2 separate regions of the Mus musculus genome follow, and region 2 is linked to region 1. A link is a loop called in an ENCODE intact Hi-C map of the cell type or tissue named here. Cell type or tissue: left cerebral cortex. All regions are shown on one strand. Each heading gives the region's core, and the rest is flanking DNA. Links, peaks and the distances in the headings are about the cores only. Region 1 holds the start of Gm25268 (a small nuclear RNA gene). Region 2 overlaps Btaf1 (B-TFIID TATA-box binding protein associated factor 1).

What was found. A loop is a pair of places that touch in the nucleus more often than their neighbours do. Peaks named below come from ENCODE experiments on the same cell type or tissue, not always from the same donor. Only the 100,000 strongest peaks of a DNase experiment are listed, where the experiment ranks them.
Region 2: it touches region 1 in a loop (3-fold over the local background); 14 of 42 quality-filtered maps call a loop at or near these places.

Annotation. Positions count from the first base shown.
Region 1 is chr19:37,230,296-37,238,638 of GRCm38, forward strand. It overlaps Gm25268 (a small nuclear RNA gene), which reads right to left and starts at 3,189; the gene lies at 3,087-3,189. It also overlaps the pseudogene Gm9056. In left cerebral cortex, for the core only: no CTCF peak of the experiment used is centred there; DNase peaks (open chromatin) are centred at 3,469 and 3,770; H3K4me3 peaks cover 819 bases.
Region 2 is chr19:36,960,476-36,968,818 of GRCm38, forward strand. It overlaps Btaf1 (B-TFIID TATA-box binding protein associated factor 1), which reads left to right. Exons shown (of 38, transcript NM_001080706.1): 7 at 1,164-1,293; 8 at 1,956-2,024; 9 at 5,143-5,232; 10 at 6,017-6,112; 11 at 6,201-6,377. Among named protein-coding and RNA genes, the nearest start is that of Btaf1, 39 kb to the left of the region's middle. In left cerebral cortex, for the core only: no CTCF peak of the experiment used is centred there; a DNase peak (open chromatin) is centred at 4,326.

The sequences.
Region 1 (8,343 bases), core at 79-8,078:
AGGCCAGAGGTATCGGATCCCCTGGAGATAAAGCTACAGGCGGTTGTGATGCTGAGAACCGAACTTAGGTTTGGTTCTGTAAGAGCAATAGATGCTCTTAACCACTGAGCCATCTCTCCAGCTCCTAGAAGATGATTTAAGACATGAAGAATAGTGCTTTGAGTGCCTTACATTTCTCTTTGTGTGCTTTATTCAGTTCTCAAGGCTTTAGCATCTACACATACCTCTGATTCTATTGTTTTTTAAGTCATGTTTTGGTGGTGGTGGTGGTGGTGGTGGGTGGTGTGGTGTGATCATGCCATATCACACTCTATGTATCAGAGATCTGGGAAGTCTGTCCTCTCCTCCCATTTTGAGGTCCGAGGATTGAAACTGTCTCTTGTGCAGAAAAGCTTTTAGCCACTGAGTTATCCCACCAGGACATACCCCTGATTTAAAACTGATGTGGGTGTTTTCGTATTGTTTTTGGTTTGGTTTGGTTTGGTTTTTTGAGACAGAGCCCCCAGATCTAGCTGGCCTTGAGCTAACTCAATGTTACCTAAAACTACCCTTGAACTCCTGGTCCTCCTGCTTCTACCTCCCAGAGTGCAGATTACAAGTATGACCACACTCAATTTTAAGTTTGATGTCATTCTTTCTTTATTGCATTGCATTGATTGGCAAGGGTATGTGAGGATGTCTGTATAAGAGAAAGAGAGCAAGAATGTGAAGATAAGAGGACAATCTACAGAAACCCATTCTCTACCTCTACCATGTGCGTCCCTGGGGTTGAAAGAAGGTCATTAGACTTAGCAGTAAGGTCCCTTTATCTGCTGAGCCATCTCAGTGGAACGGATGTCATTCCCTTTCGAGTGATACACAGTAAATACAAATCTTTAGAGGTAAAATAACTCAGTGGATTTTTAAATACATGTACATTCCATATATAACTGCAACCTCCTCCACACTGAGCAACTCCCTAGAAGATGTTCAATTAAGCAAGATGACATCAGACTAATCCCACCCCTTGGGAAGTTGAGGCAGGATGATTTTTGTGCATTCAAGGCCAGCCTGGGATACATAGCAAGTTCAAGAACTATGTAGCAAGTTGAAGGCCAACTAAGGGCTAGGAGCGTAGCTTGTAGTAGAGTGCTTGCTTGTCTAGCATTTGTAAAGCGGCCCCGCCCCCATTACAACCCTGAGCATCATAAAAAGTGCCCCTCCACACCTCCTCTGCTCTCCCCAGCTACATCTGTCTACAGTCTTACAAACTTTAGCCACTCCAGTGATAGAGTGAGCCTTCCATTATGGCAATGTAATTCTTTTTAGTTTTTAAAATCATGTGTATATATGGATGTGGAGAGGGTATGTGAGTGCAGATGCCTGCAGAGTCCAGAAGACAGAATCGAAGCACCTGAAAGCTGGAGTTACCGGCAGTTCAGAACTGTTCACTGTGAGTGTTGGGGACTGAACTTGGATCCTCTATAAGAGCAGCACAAACTCTTAACCACTGAGCCATCACTTGGCCCCTTCTGGGGTTTTTTTGTTTTGTTTTTGTTTTTTAGCTTTTTAAAAAGATTTATTTATCCTATGTATGTGATTATACTATAGCTGTCTTCAGACACACCAGAGGAGAACATCCTGTCCCATTAGAGATGGTTATAAACCACCATGTGGTTGCTGGGAATTGAACTCAGCACCTATGGAAGAGCACTGTGCTCTTAACCACTGAGCCATCTCTCCAGCCTGCTCCTTCTGTTTTTTAAGGATGGCCAAATATAGTGTATTGAAAAATATAGTAAAAGCTACTGCCATGTATAAGCAAACAATTTAGTCTCCTTGTTTCTAACACATAGGTACATGCATATGTAAAAGTATCTTTTATTTGCCCGATGTAATTGTTGACTTAAGACAGCAGGTTAAAGCATTTAAGAATCCTTATTAAAGTAGGTTTTTGAAAAATCAAAGCCTACAAAGAAAAGATAAAAACTTTCCATTATAAAAATTGATTCTTTAATCTTGATCACCAACTAAGTAGATCCTTGAAGGAATTCTTCAGACTGAAGAGAAAAATAAATCCATCCATAAGGCCACAGGAAAAACAAACCATACTAGGATAATAGCTAAGCAAGAGAGAAAGAGGGGGGAAAACAAACAATGCAAACTAAAATAGTTTTTAAAAACTGACAGGAATGAATACACACCTTTCAATAATAACTGTGAATATTAATGATATCAATTCCCTTAGTGAAAAGACACAGAGGGATAGATTAGATCAAAAACAAAAACAAAGGCCGGGCGTGGTGGTGCACGCCTTTAATCCCAGCACTCTGGAGGCAGAGGCAGGCGGATTTCTGAGTTCGAGGCCAGCCTGGTCTATAAAGTGAGTTCCAGGACAGCCAGGGCTACACAGAGAAACCCTGTCTCAAAAACCAAAAAAAAAAAAAAAACAGGCACCATCTGTTTGCTGCCTCTAAGAAAGTGCACCTTATCACAAAAGACAGACATTACTGTAGGGTAAACGACAAGGAAAATGTACTCTAAGCAAATGGACCTAGGAAGCAAGCAGATGTTGCTGTCAAAATAGGCTTCAATCCAGAACCATTGAGAAGAGATAAAAGCTACTTTATACAGATGACGTGAACCGTCCATCAAGAGGACGTTACAATTCTAAACAGGTTGCTCCAAACACCGGGGCACTCAGTTTCACGAGACAAGTACGACTAGTTGTAAATCACCTATTAACACCAGCCCCGTATAGCCAAACCTATTACTTAGATGGTTAATTTAAAAATACATTTTTCCCTATACTGATTGGAGCATGGTCAAATTCCCAGTGACCAGCCCTTTATATATATATGTGTGTGTGTGTGTGTGTGTGTGTGTGTGTGTGTGTGTGTGTGTATAATATGGAGTCCCCCCCACCGTCCGCCCCGTCAAGTGAAGTGTAAGGAGCTACACTTCAGCATCTTTATCACAACTTTTAAGAACTCTCTTCTATAGCTTCCTGTTCTGGACTGTTTCTTTTGGCGGGGTAGAAAGAGATTGTCACAGAAGCCTTCTATGTTTCTCATTCTCAGTTATGAGTCTGCAGTCATTGATACCAAAAACAAATACAGAGCATTCCATAAATTTCGTGACATCCTTGTGTAGGGGTCATGCTAATCTTTGTATCATTCCAATTTTAGCATGTGTTCTGCCTAAGCAAATATATATATAAATATATAAAACAAAAATAATAAATTTATTTTATATCTAAGAAATTTTATTATATTTAATATTATATTTAAAATATTAAGAACAGTAATTTGAATGAAAACTAATGGACAATGCCGTTCTCTGAAGACATGGGTTATACAATGAAATTCAACGACTTCCACTACCCGTGGTACTTTGCACGAAGCCTGGTGCAGGACTACCGGCCTTGGGCGTGCTTCAGCATCATCTGCAACCACATGCGCTTCCACTGTAAGGAAGTGCACGGGCTGGTGCGGGCTGGTGCGGCCGAGTGCCTTCATCACCGTCATCCGTGACCCTGCTCGTCTCTAAGAGTCTTCCTTCCACTATTTTGGATCCGTGGTGCCGCTCACCTGGAAGCTGTCGAGCCGCGACATGCTGGCCGAGTTCCTGCAGGACCCCGATCGCTACTACGATCCGAGCAGCTACAACGCTCACTACCTCCGCAACCTGCTCTTCTTCGGCCTGGGCTACGATAGTAGCCTGGACCCGGGCAGCCCGCGAGTGCAGGAGATCCTGGGGGTGGAGCGCCGCTTCCACCTGGTGCTGCTGCAGGAGTACTTGACGAATCCCTGGTGCTGCTCCGGAGATGTTGTGTTGGGACCTGGAGGATGTGCTGTACTTCAAGCTCAATGCACTGCGCCACTCGCCGGTGCCGCGACTCTCGGGAGGGCTGTACCGCCGAGCCACCGCTTGGAACCTGGCTGGACGTGCGCCTCTACCGTCACTTCAACGCCAGCTTCTGGCAAAAGGTGGAGGCCTTTGGATGTGAGCGCATGGCCGGCGAGGTAGCCGAGCTGCGCCAAGCGAAGGAGCACATGCACCGCATCTGCATAGATGGCGGTCAAGCGGTTGGTGCAGAGGCCATCCAAGACTCGGCCATTCAGCCCTGGCAGCCCCTGGGTGTCAAGTCCACCCTGGGTTACAACCTCAAGAAGAGCACTCTGCCGGCGCATGCTCACGCCCGAAATCCAGTACCTGTCTGACTTCGGTGCCAATCTCTGGGTCACCAAGCTCTGGAAGTTCCTTAGGGACTTTCTAAGGTGGTGACATACCCTGCCCACCTCCTATTTGGCTTCCTTATGCAGAAAGGCTAGGCAGGGAGCCTCTGGCACCTGGCCTTCCTCAGCCATGTTTAGTGCCACCCTGGGGTTCCTAGGGTCATAGCTGTCTGGGACTGGTCTCTCTGCATGAGAGGGCCTAATCGAGAGGTATTTAACAAGTTGTGCCATTTTTTATTAAATTCCCCTTTATTTCCAGCTTCCTCTTACAAGATAGACCCAGAAGTAAATTTGGGAAGGAAGGAAGGAAAGAAGGAAGGAAGGAAGGAAGGAAGGAGGGAGGGAGGGAGGGAGGGAGGGAGGGAGGGAAGGGAGGGAGGGAGGAAGGAGGGAGGGAGGGAGGGAAGGAAGGAAGGAAGGAAGGAGAAGGAAATTAATTCTCATAGAATACCTCCCTAGGAGTTACCCCAAAGGTCTCCAAAACAACACAGGCTACTGCCATTTCTCTTGGTTGTTCACTATAACTATATGTTAAGAGCCTATTGCTGAATACACTACATACTTTCTCTATGAGACATGGAGAAATCAGTATGGAACTGACTGAGAAACGTCTTCCCTCCTGGATAGCTTTCATAGTGCTGGAGCGTACCATGCAAACCTCTGGGGAGACATGACAATAAAGGTCTTACTGTATGCAGGACCCTGCACGCTGCAATGCTGACTTAGCAGGCAAAATGGGGTCTGTTGCCTCAGAAGGGGCACAATTTAAGTCACCAACCACCTTCTGACCAGCTTTGAAGCCTGTTCCACCAGAGAGAATTCATGCCCTGTACTGTAAACACAGCCAAAATCTAGTCTAGGAAGGTCATAGACCCTATGGGATAAACCTACTACTGTTGTTTTGCTAAGTGTATCCACATGTGTAGGGCATGTGGGACTGTGCAACCAGACAGACATAAGAACTGGCAAGGCTGAGTGAGCTCAGACCCCAGCAGTCTCTGAGATCTGAGATTGGCGGGAGTGGAGCTACCTGTCTGTGTAACTGCTCTGGGACATGTAACCATGACACCCCACTGAGAGGACCACTGGCAGTCAGTCACATAAAGTAACAGCTGGAGTTCTCCACGCTAACGAGGTACCCTCAGCAATGAATTTCCTTTCCTGGGTATTCCTTCCCCACAAAAGATATGTAATCCCTGGTTCACCCCGAATATAAAGTGTATGTATTTATATTCACCATCAAATAAACCAGTATAAAAAAGCAAGGACCATCTCAGAGAGCTGGTCCTCTTTAAGGATCACTGTGGGGAAGGCCTTCAACTAAAGAGCCGTGCCTATGACTCCCGAGAAGTCTTTCTTCCCTCCAGCCCCGCTGGTACACTCAACCCTAGCTCCTAATGGAACCACATTCTGCTCGGCCCTGTCCTGGGTTCTACCTCCCTTCTCTGCCTAACGGGCAGATGCCCCAAGGGGAGAAAGATAGACTGCAGACCCCGGATTCCTGCCTCCCTCTCCTTGCTGTAATGCTGATGGTGGAAACCACTGTGGACTCCCTGTTTAGGACTTTGCCCTGCCCCCTTCCTGGCATCTTGCCAGCGGTGCCAACGCACCCACAATGGAGAAGCAGGATGTAGTACAGCAGTCATGTTGTGAGATTGCTTCTAAATATTTACATCTGTATCCACAGATTAGTGCTACTCTCAATCTTTAGCCAGAAAAGTTTGATTTTACCATGAGTAGCCGTTAATACAGACTCATAAGTGGTCTACGTGGTGATAAAGTGATTGTGCGTGCTTAGTCCTAAATAGTATATCCATATACAACCTCACTATAGGGTTCAGAGAACGTTCTGGAAGAGGAGAGAAAAAGAATGAGAGAGCGAGAGGATCGGTAAGAGTGCTGCGAGTTACTGTCTTTTAGATATAATATGGCTATCACACTCACGAACTCAAAGCACCTATAGTTATCTGCACAGCATCAAGAGTTCCTCATGAGGCCATACCCCTAGCTGAAGAAATATTAGCAGTTGACAGCTTTTGGGAAACAGAGTTTTTTCTGTGAGGATGTGTGTTGCAGGATATTTGATCACACCGTGAGCCCCGAGATTGTGTTATTTACTGGAAAAAAAAAAAACTTTTTTCAGTTATGGTGTGGCTCAGCCTTAGCACACACCTTTAATCCAAAAACTTCCTGCTTGAATATTTATTGTAAACATAAAGTCAACCATAGGTCAAGAGATGGAGCAAGCCACAAATTGAAGGGAAGTGAACATAAGATTACTAAGAAAAAAAACACAGAGAGTAAGAGAGAGTGAGGAGGATGGACGGAGAGACGCATGGGAAGTAGAAGAGAGGGACCTTCAGTTTGAAGGAGGTTGTTTGAGAGAGGGGGTGTTCCTGGGGGGGACATCAGCTGAGGAAGAAGGTCAGCTGGGTGCTTTCTCTGCCTCTCTGAGCTAGCAGGCTTTCACCCCAGCATCTGGCTCTCGAGTCTTCATTGGAAAAAAAATCAAACAATTGAGATTTTGTTAAAATCAACAGATGTGACCTAGGTTGCCTCTGCTCATGTGGATGGCTCCACATGTGCATTCTGCCAGCACTAATTGGACTCACTGAATTATAAAAGACAAAGATAAAAAATAGGAGTGAGGAGAGGAGGAGGAGAAGGAAAAGGAGAAGTAAGGAAGAAGATGTGTTGGTTTGTCTAGGATATGTTAGGGGAAGTGGGGTGGATATGATAAAAATACATTGTATATGAAATTATCAAAGAATAAATAAAAAGGTTTTAAAATCAATCTCTTAGCTGAAAGGTTTTCCCCTCTCTGAGGTCCTGGGGATTGAATCTAGAGATAGCTTTCATGGTCTGGTATGCTGACTAGTTTTTATGACAACAGCAGTTAGAGCTATTTGGGAAGGGAGAGCCTCAGTTAACATAACGTTCCCACCAGGTTGGGCTGTAGGTAAGTGTATGGGGTATTTTCCTAATTGATAACTGATGCGGGAGGGTGGTGCCACTCCTGGGTTGGTGGATCCGGCTGCTTTTGAGAAAGCTGGTTGAACAAGCCATTTGAAACAAACCTGTAAGTAAGCACTCCTGCATCAGGCGCAGGCGCTGACTCCAGGGTCCTGCCCTGCTGAAGTTCCTCTTTCAACCTTCCTGAATGATACATAATACAAAATAAACCTTGCTGCCACAACTTTGTTTTTTGTTTGTTTGGTTGGTTTTTGGTTTCTTTGTTTTGTTTTGTTTTGTCACGTTTTATCACACTAGTAGCAACCTAAAGACATTTGGGAAACTGAGGCAAGGAGACCATGTCATTTAGACTTTCTGCCTTACATCATCAGAAACCAAGACAGGCTGATTTAGGTGATGTCTAAGGCAGGGAGGGATGCTGAGAGCTGGCGTGGCTCCTCCTCCTGTGTTGGCTGGAGAGTTTTGGACCAGAGCTAGCGGGATCAGGAGGTGGAGACAAGAAACCAGTCTAAGAGCAGGCACATCTAGCCAGCGTCTGCCTTGTCAGAGTTTTCAATATGCTGTACAAATTCCAGTTCGAGGAGGAACAAAGTAATTGCCAAGTGCCTGAGGAAGAAAACAGCCCGGCAGCCCTGGACATGTAAGAGTTGCCGAACCTTGAGCGCCACCCTGGGCTTACCGAGTTGAGAACTGTGCACGTTATCAGTTCAAAACACACGAGCACCGCCCCCCCCCCAGCCCCCGCCATTTTCCCCATGGGGAGGAGCTGATAATCCCAAAACAGCAGCCCTGAGTACTGGTGTGTTTATAAAAAGATAAAGAGAAGAGGGGATATGTTTGGTGGGGGTGTAGTCAGGTGTGGGGGAAGGGAGTGTCTCCACGGGCCCATGCTGAGGCATCCCTTCCCCCTAAGGGACCAGTCACAGAACGATGTAGTATAGAATAGTTTATTCAGGGCATGGGGAGGGGAGTTAAGAGGGTAGTATGGGTGGAGAAAGGGAGAGAGAGAGAGAGAGAGAGAGAGAGAGAGAGAGAGAGAGAGAGAGAGAGAGGAGAGAGAGAGAGAGAGGAGGAGAGTAGAGGTCAGCCATGAGCACATGGAAAGAGAGGGGGGAAGGGAATGGAGAGAGAGAGGGAGCAGAAAGGCAAGAGC
Region 2 (8,343 bases), core at 109-8,108, 270 kb before region 1:
TCTTATTCAAACCACCACAAAAGGGGATGTGAAATATGGGCAGAGCTTGATTTTGAGTTTTTGGTGGGATAGTCACATAGCTTGGAGTAAAGATTTGAAAGAAGGGTGATGGCTCTTACTGTCTAGGAAAAGACATTCCAAATGTAGTCATAAAAACAAATGTCTGAAAGTGCAAGTATGCAAGTTTACTAGTGTAGCCAATAGGAGAGAATTAGTGAGGGTTTGAGGGTCTTCAGTCTTTTTCATGATCGTACAGAACGAGAACAGTTGGCCAGTAGTTTACACTGTGAAGATGTTGAGCCTGAGCACCGGGAAACAGAGGCAGCCAGATCTGTGTGAACTTGAGGCCAGCCTGGTCTCCGGGGCTAGTTTCAGGTCTGTCAGGGCTATGCAGAGAAATTCTTTCTTGAAATACAAATAAACAAACATACATATAGAGAGAGGGAGGGATTCAGAGAAAGCAAAACTATAAACTGAATTACTTTCTTTTATTCTTGGGATGATGTATAAAGATAGATTGTGTTTTATTCATTTTGTTGGCGAGGCTGATCTTGAGCTCATGATGGTCTTGCTTCACCTGGGTGCTGGAAAAAAGGTGTGTGCCACCACACCCAGATAACTTGCCTTTTCCTTTATAATAGTTCTTAATAGGCCAACCATTGTATTTCTCTTCAAGTTATAGAACAGCACTCTTCTCACATTTTCTGTATTCTTTATCAGTGGTCAGTTTCTTTGTGATTTTAAATTTTTGTTAATTTTTTATATAATATATTTTAATCTTATTCTTTCAAACAAATAAGACAATCTTTTATTACTTGGCATATTAGTTTTCTCCAGGTTGCAAGCCTAAAACAGTTAGTGTCATATTTGGCTGGATTTAAATTTGATTAAAAGAGTTTTAAATAAAGGGAACTGGTTGTAGAGATGAAAGAATGTTATATGTGAGATTCAATTTGAAAGAAAAAATTCACCAATTCAGACAATAGTGGGGTATATTTTATTCAAAGTATTAATGAGTTCATTTTAATTGATGTAAGATTGCTGAGTAAGCTACTTCTGCAAGGTAACATACCCATGCAGTGTGGACAATGGATTCTCTGACACAAATTGTAGAGCACTTGCATTCCTTCATATACTTTTAAAATTGGTGACTTCTCTTTTAGCAATGACAGCACTGATGGAGAGCCAGAAGAAAAGAGACGGAAAGTAGCAAATGTTGTTATTAATCAGACTGCAAGTGATTCCAAAGTCTTGATAGATAATGTTCCAGAAAGTTCTTCCTTAATTGAAGAGGTATTTTGAAATTGTTTATAACTTTATTATTTTTAATTTTTAGCCTTATTTTTTATTTGTTTATGGATGTTTTGCTGCATGTATGTTTGTGTACCACTTGCATGACTGGTGTCCACGAAGGCCAGAAGAGGGTGTTGGACCCCTTGGAACTGAAGTCACAGACAGTGTGAGCTGTCATGGAGGTGCTGGAGACTGAACCTGGGTTCTCTGGAAAAACAGCCAGTGTTCTTAGTGACTGAGCCATCTCTCCAAGCCCTGTTTATAAGTTTTGTAAATGTATTCATCGAGATATTGTTTGCCAACAAAAGGAATTTTTAAAAAGATTTTTTATTATATGTAAGTACGCTGTTGCTGTGTTCAGACACACCAGAAGAGGACATCAGATCTCATTACAGATGGTTGTGAGTCACCATGTGGTTGCTGGGACTTGAACTCAAGACCTCAGGAAGAGCAGTCAGTGCTCTTAACCGCTGAGCCATCTCTCTAGCCCTGAAATTTTATTAGTAAATGTCTTACACTTCTTTAGTAAAACATTTAAAAATCTTAAAGCCTTGTTACTTTTTCTAATGCTACAAGTAAACATACGTTTTTGACTTTCTTAAATTGTTAAATCTTGAATCCAAAGCTTTGATCTAATAGTAATTTGTATCTTTCTTATTTAGACAAATGAATGGCCTTTGGAAAGCTTTTGTGAAGAACTTTGCAATGACCTTTTTAATCCCTCCTGGGAGGTAAGGCATCTTCCTCTCAGGCAAAGATAGGAATCTTATTAGGAAACCTATTTTCCATCAGGTCTCTTAGGACTTGTATATTGTATATTTTTTTCATTCATTCATATTCCTTCTCTCCCTCTCCCCCTCCCTCCCTCTTCCTCGGTGTCCTGTCCCCATGTGTATGTGGTCGTTCCCTCCCTCCCCCTTGGTGGAGGGGTTTGAGACAGGGTATCGTCTCATCATGTAACTGGCTGACCTGACCTCAGTATGTAGACCTGGCCTTGGACTCACAGAGGAGCTTCTGCCTTTGCCTCCTGGGTGCTAGGATTAGACGTCTGTCTTAGTCAGGGTTCTGTTCCTGCACAAACATCATGACAAGAAGCACTTGGGAGGAAAGGGTTTATTCGGCTTACTCTTCCACACTGCTGTTCATCACTAAAGGAAGTCAGGACTGGAACTCAAGCAGGTCAGGAAGCAGGAGCTGATGCGGAGGCCATGGAGGGATGTTCTTTACTGGCTTGCTTCCCCTGGCTTGCTCAGCCTGCTCTCTTATAGAACCCAAGACTACCAGCCCAGAGATGGCCCCACCCACAAGGGGCCTTTCCTCCTTGATCACTAATTGAGAAAATGCCTTACAGTTGTATCTCATGGAGGCATTTCCTCAACTGAAGCTCCTTTCTCTGTGATAACTCCAGCTGTGTCAAGTTGATACAAAACTAGCCAGTACAAAGTCAATGGCACCACACCAGGTTTGACTTCTAAGTAGAAGTTTTTAGATTTTTTTTTAAACCTTTTTTTCTTTAAATTATATTCTGAAGCAAATTGTTCATTTCTTCTTATTATTTTGGCTACTGTAAAGACTTACTTGTATTTTTCTGATAAACAGTAAAAAACCTTTCTTTTCCTTTGAAAATGAACAACTTTGGGGGAGTAGGATGACAATCTCATGGTAGTCCACACTGTCCTTGAACTTGTGGTATTCCTAACTCATCTTCCTTAATTCTGGGATTACAAGTGCTCACTCCTATATTATGTCTGTAGCGGGCACTTTTGATCTACCAAGAAAGTAATCTCAGGGTCTAGAGGTACAGAAGCATATACTTGGGCTCAAACCTGAAGATCAACCCCTGACTCCCCCCAAAAATCAGCATGGTATAGCTGTAGACAGCAGTAGTTTTCAAACCAGTTTCAGAGGTAGTTAAGCCTCCGAAGTATTTCTTTTTTTGTTTGTTTGTTTGTTTGTTTGTTTTTTCAAGACAGGGTTTCTCTGTATAGCCCTGGCTCTCCTGGAACTCACTTTGTAGACCAGGCTGGCCTCAAACTCAGAAATCCGCCTGCCTCTGCCTCCCGCGTGCTGGGATTAAAGGCATGCGCCACCACCGCCCGGCTCCAAAGTATTTCTTAAAAGAAAATTTCAAACCTGTCCCAGTATGTCGGAAAGTAAAATGAAGCTTCGGATTGAATTATTGCTTGGTTATCCCAAATCTTTAGTTGGCCCTTGAATTCAACAAACAAAACAAACCTGTAGGGTGTAGTTTCTTCCACTCCGCTTTAATGCTTCTGGGCAGGCTATGCTACCAGCTACCCACCCAGGTTCTCTTGGATCTGTAGATGAAAGACATACACACATTAGCTCATTGTTAACCTGCCTTACTGACTCAGTTGCTGGGTTCTTCTACAATCTTCTGCCGCTAGCATGCCCTTCTCTTTACTTCTAGCTCAACACCTCTAAATCTTCCCTCAGCTTAGTTGCTCTGTTACCTTCTATGAAGCCCATTGGTTTTGCTGCCCAAGACGCTTTCGGGCTGCCTTTATTGGATTTCTTTCCCTTTCTGCCTACATTTTGGAAGATATTCCCTGCAGCTCTGAGACTGTTCCATTACCCCCACCCCCAGTATATCCATTCTCCTCTTCCTGCCCTCTCCTCTCTCCTATCCTGTGGGAACCTGGAAGTCCCGCCTCTTTCTTTCTACCCAGCCATTGGCCACTGGCATCTTTATTGATTGATCAAGAACTAATTGGGTGAGCTGGGCATGGTGGGTACACGCCTTTAATCCCAGTTCTCCGGAGGCAGAGGCAGGCGGATTTCTGAGTTGGAGGCCAGCCTGGTCTGCAAAGGGAGTTCCAGGACAGCCAGGGCTACACAGAGAAACCCTGTCTTGAAAAACCAAAAAAAAAAAAAAAAAAAAAAAAAGAAAAGAAAAAGAAAAAGAAAAAGAACTAATTGGGTGTCAGAGCATCAGAACCACTCCCCTGCACAAACCTGCTTTGAGCCCTGAGATGTAGCTCATTTGTAGAGCACTTTGCTTAGCATGTACGAGATCCTGCCTGGCTGTGATCCTCAGAGTGGAAAAAAGGAGAGGGGAAAAGAAAAGCGTGGGTGGTGGATGGTGAGTCTTTTAGGATTAAATCTTAGCTCAGAGAGCATTTTAAATAAATGACTATAGTATATAGTACAGACTTTCTTTCCTTTCATCTAAGAACAGATCCTCACCTCTGAGAATGCTGATTGATCTACCAGATATAAGAAAGCACCAGTCATTAGACAGTTTATGTGAATTCTCTTCTTTTGGCACTTGACTACTTTTTGGGTTTTTTGTTTTTTGCACTTCTAAAATATTGGTATTTGGGCTATACAGAAACATTTCTTTTCCTTTCTGTTTAGTTCTGAGTCTAAGTACAGACTAGGGATAGAAATGAAAGCTAGGTGCATTTATATCCTAGAGTTAGAGAAATAACTGTTTTGTTGTTCAACTTTGAAAACCTTCCATAAGTGAAATTAATAAAGGTACTGTTTATTTTACTTTTCTTGTATCACAGTACAAAATGCATGTTATTTAAAAACATGATTACTGGCCAGGTGTGGTGGCACACACCTTTAGTCCCAGCACTGGGGAAGTAGAGCAGGCTAGTCTTTTGTGAGTTCTTGGCCAACCTTGTATACATAGCAGCTTCAGCTCAATTAGGGTTACAAAGTAAAACCTTGCTTGAAAGACTGACAGGGGCACATGATTATGCTTCAATAGATACTTCTGTAGCATCAACTGTGACTGCAAAACATTTTCATATTAATGAAAAATTGACTTGGCTTCTTTAAACATTTGGCACCTGATGTTTGCTTCTTGTGTTTTTTTAGGTTCGACATGGGGCAGGTACTGGACTCAGAGAAATTCTTAAAGCTCATGGGAAAAGTGGTGGTAAAATGGGAGACAGCACTTTAGAGGAGGTAAGTATATTAAGCCTATAATTTAATTTGGTAGTTGGTCTCTCTTTCCAATTTAGGGGAAAGTGACAAAAGTTATGTAACAAAGTTGGAATGCAAGGTGAGTAAGAAGAAGAGCTATGAATAGGTAAAAAAAAAAAAAATTCAAGTTTATTGTTATAGAATCAGTTTAGAGAACAGAGATCTTCAGAAACACTAGAGTGGAAAAATTGTAGAAAGAAGAGCATTTGAGCAGGATAATGCAATAGAGAGTAAGATAAATAAAATAATACTGGTTACCAGCAACATTAGTGTAGTACACTGGAAATAGCACAGATAGCAGAAGACCTGGCACAGAGTAACCTTAAGTAATTCTTTTTCTTCTGTTTTCTTGGAGGTGTGGGATGTTTTGAGACAGTCTTACTGTTTAGCTATGGCTGGCTTGGAATTCCCTGTGTACCTTTCTAGCCTGGAACTCACAGAGATCTCCCTGCCTCTGCCTCCTGAGTGCCCAGCTTGTAATTTGTGTTTTTTAAGAGTACAGGAACATAATAGGAACTATGAATATAAGAATTTTGACGTAGGGCTTCTGAATATAATTATCAAAGATGACATGATTACATTTAAAGATGGTATATAGAATTCTTACGTGGTTTGGTAACTTCTTTCTACTAAGATAATATGTCCTAATATTGTGTGTGTACGTGTTGTGTGTATTTTTCCCTCCATTTTTGGACTGAACAGCTCACTCTCTCCCTAGTACAGAGTTGATTTTTACCTATTGTTAAAAATGATTGTATTTTAATAGATGATTCAGCAGCATCAAGAGTGGTTGGAAGACTTAGTCATTAGACTCCTTTGTGTTTTTGCGTTGGACAGATTTGGAGACTTCGTTTCTGATGAAGTAAGTACCATCTGAGTGAAGCTTTGTCCAGACTGTAAATTCTACATCAGTAAATTTCCTGCATATGTAACTCCTTTCTATTCTGAAGGTTGTAGCGCCAGTTCGTGAGACTTGTGCTCAAACGTTAGGTGTGGTTTTAAAGCACATGAACGAAACAGGAGTTCATAAGACAGTGGATGTGCTGCTGAAATTATTGACACAAGAACAGTGGGAAGTTAGACATGGTGGTCTTCTGGGAATAAAATATGCTTTGGCAGTTCGTCAGGTAACTAACTCAGTTTTTGAAAGGGATTTTTCCCTTTTGGATGTCTTGTTTGTTGTGATGTTGGGATGGGTATGCTTGATCGCTTGTTTGTTCCTTTGTTTTATGATTTCCCTATTTATCTCCAGCTAGCCTGGAACTTGCTATACCTCAGAATTGCAGAGATTTTTCTGCCTCTGCCTTTTCTTTTTCCTCGTGGATTCTAAGATTGTGTATGTCATCATGCCAGGCTCAAGCTTGCCTTCTTGAGAAAGTGTCACAAAATTGGCGATGTTCATAGATTTTACAGAGAAGTCCAAAGATGGTTATTTACATTGTTGCAACTCATTCAGTGTATTTCATAGTTCTTTAATTGTTTGAACTCATTTAAATATTGAATACATGGTCTTAGGATGTGAGATAAGTTATACAGGAGATACATATTCAGATGATATAGACAGGAAACATACAGCACGGATCAAAGCAGGCAGTCTATACAGTCATGTACTTTTTATATTATTCACCAATGTTTTTCTTTGTTTATATTTTATAAGAAGCCTGAGAAAAGCAGGATAAGGTAGCCTTATTATTTTCACATAGGAAAACAAGTTCTAAAAAGTTAGAAGCCTTGTTTAAGGCTGTACCAAAAGTCAAAACCACATGACATCTTTTCTTTTTTTAACAGAGTGTTTTATAATCCAGTGCTTGTTCCATTGTCAGGCTTCATCCTGGAGTTCGAGGCCAGCCTGGTCTACAGAGTGAGTTCCAGGACAGCCAAGGCTACACAGAGAAACCCTGTCTTTAAAAAAACCAAAAACCAAAAAAAAAAAAAGTTATTTGTCTTGTAAAACTAATTTTTAAAAATTTTATTTTTTGTTGGTCTTCTGACAGTAAACTGACTCAGCTCTTGAGAAGCAGTTCTCTTTTGTTTTTATAACTTTTAAATTAATTTTTTGTTACTGTACAAAGAATTGGGTCTAATTTTGGAATTTTCATATGTATTTTTACTTTATAAAAAGTTTATTACAGTGTATAAGAGGCTCCAGGAGAACATTTTATTATGATTATAGGTGGAATTCAGATGTTTAGATAGGAATTGGGTGGGCCATCATCACCTTAGATACAAGAAACAGCTTGCTTTTTGTCAGAGTTTTGTAATTCCACCTCTGGCCAAAGGACCCTTCTCATGGATTCAGCTTTTATTTTACCTCCATGAGATTCTTCTGCTATTATTATTATTATCATCATCATTATCATTATTATTATTTCTGACTAAACATTTTATCTGTCTTGTTCACATTCTTAGCTTGTTTCTTGGGCTGTTTCAGGGAGCTTCTTTTTGCTGCCTCTGTGGTCCATCTTCCTGCAGAAGTCACACTTACATTCTTCTTCATAGCTGAATAGGTTTTTTTCTATTTTGTATGTGTAACACATTTTCTTCCCTCCTTAATATATTGATGAAATATAGGCTGGGGCTATATCTTGGCTACTGTGAATACTGTATCAGTGATCACAGATGTGAAGATGTCTCTGGTATGCTGACTTACTACAGAGTTGTCACCCTTCATGTAATGCGTGACAGGGTTTCTTACTGAATTGGAAGCTCACCTCTTTGACTAGACTGTCTAGCCAGTAAGCTCTTAGAAGCCTTCTGTCTCTCACCAATAATAATGGCATGATAGGCACACACAGGTATGCCTGGCTTTAAAAAACAATGTGGGTGGGTGTGTAGGTGTTGGGGATTTGAATTCAGGTCTTCATGTTTGGGTAGCAGTTGCTTTTAGTGAGAGTCTTAGTATATGATCACAGGAGTAGCCCAGAGAAGCTAGCCTTAATGGGGGAAAATGAAGAGATTACATTGCAATAAGGAGAAGCTGAAGAATGTGGCTTTTCTTCTCATCTCTCTCATATCTCCTTGCCAGTGATATTGAAGAAAATAAATGCAAGCTAAGGGTCTTGACAGGGACATACATATGTATTTGTGTTTACA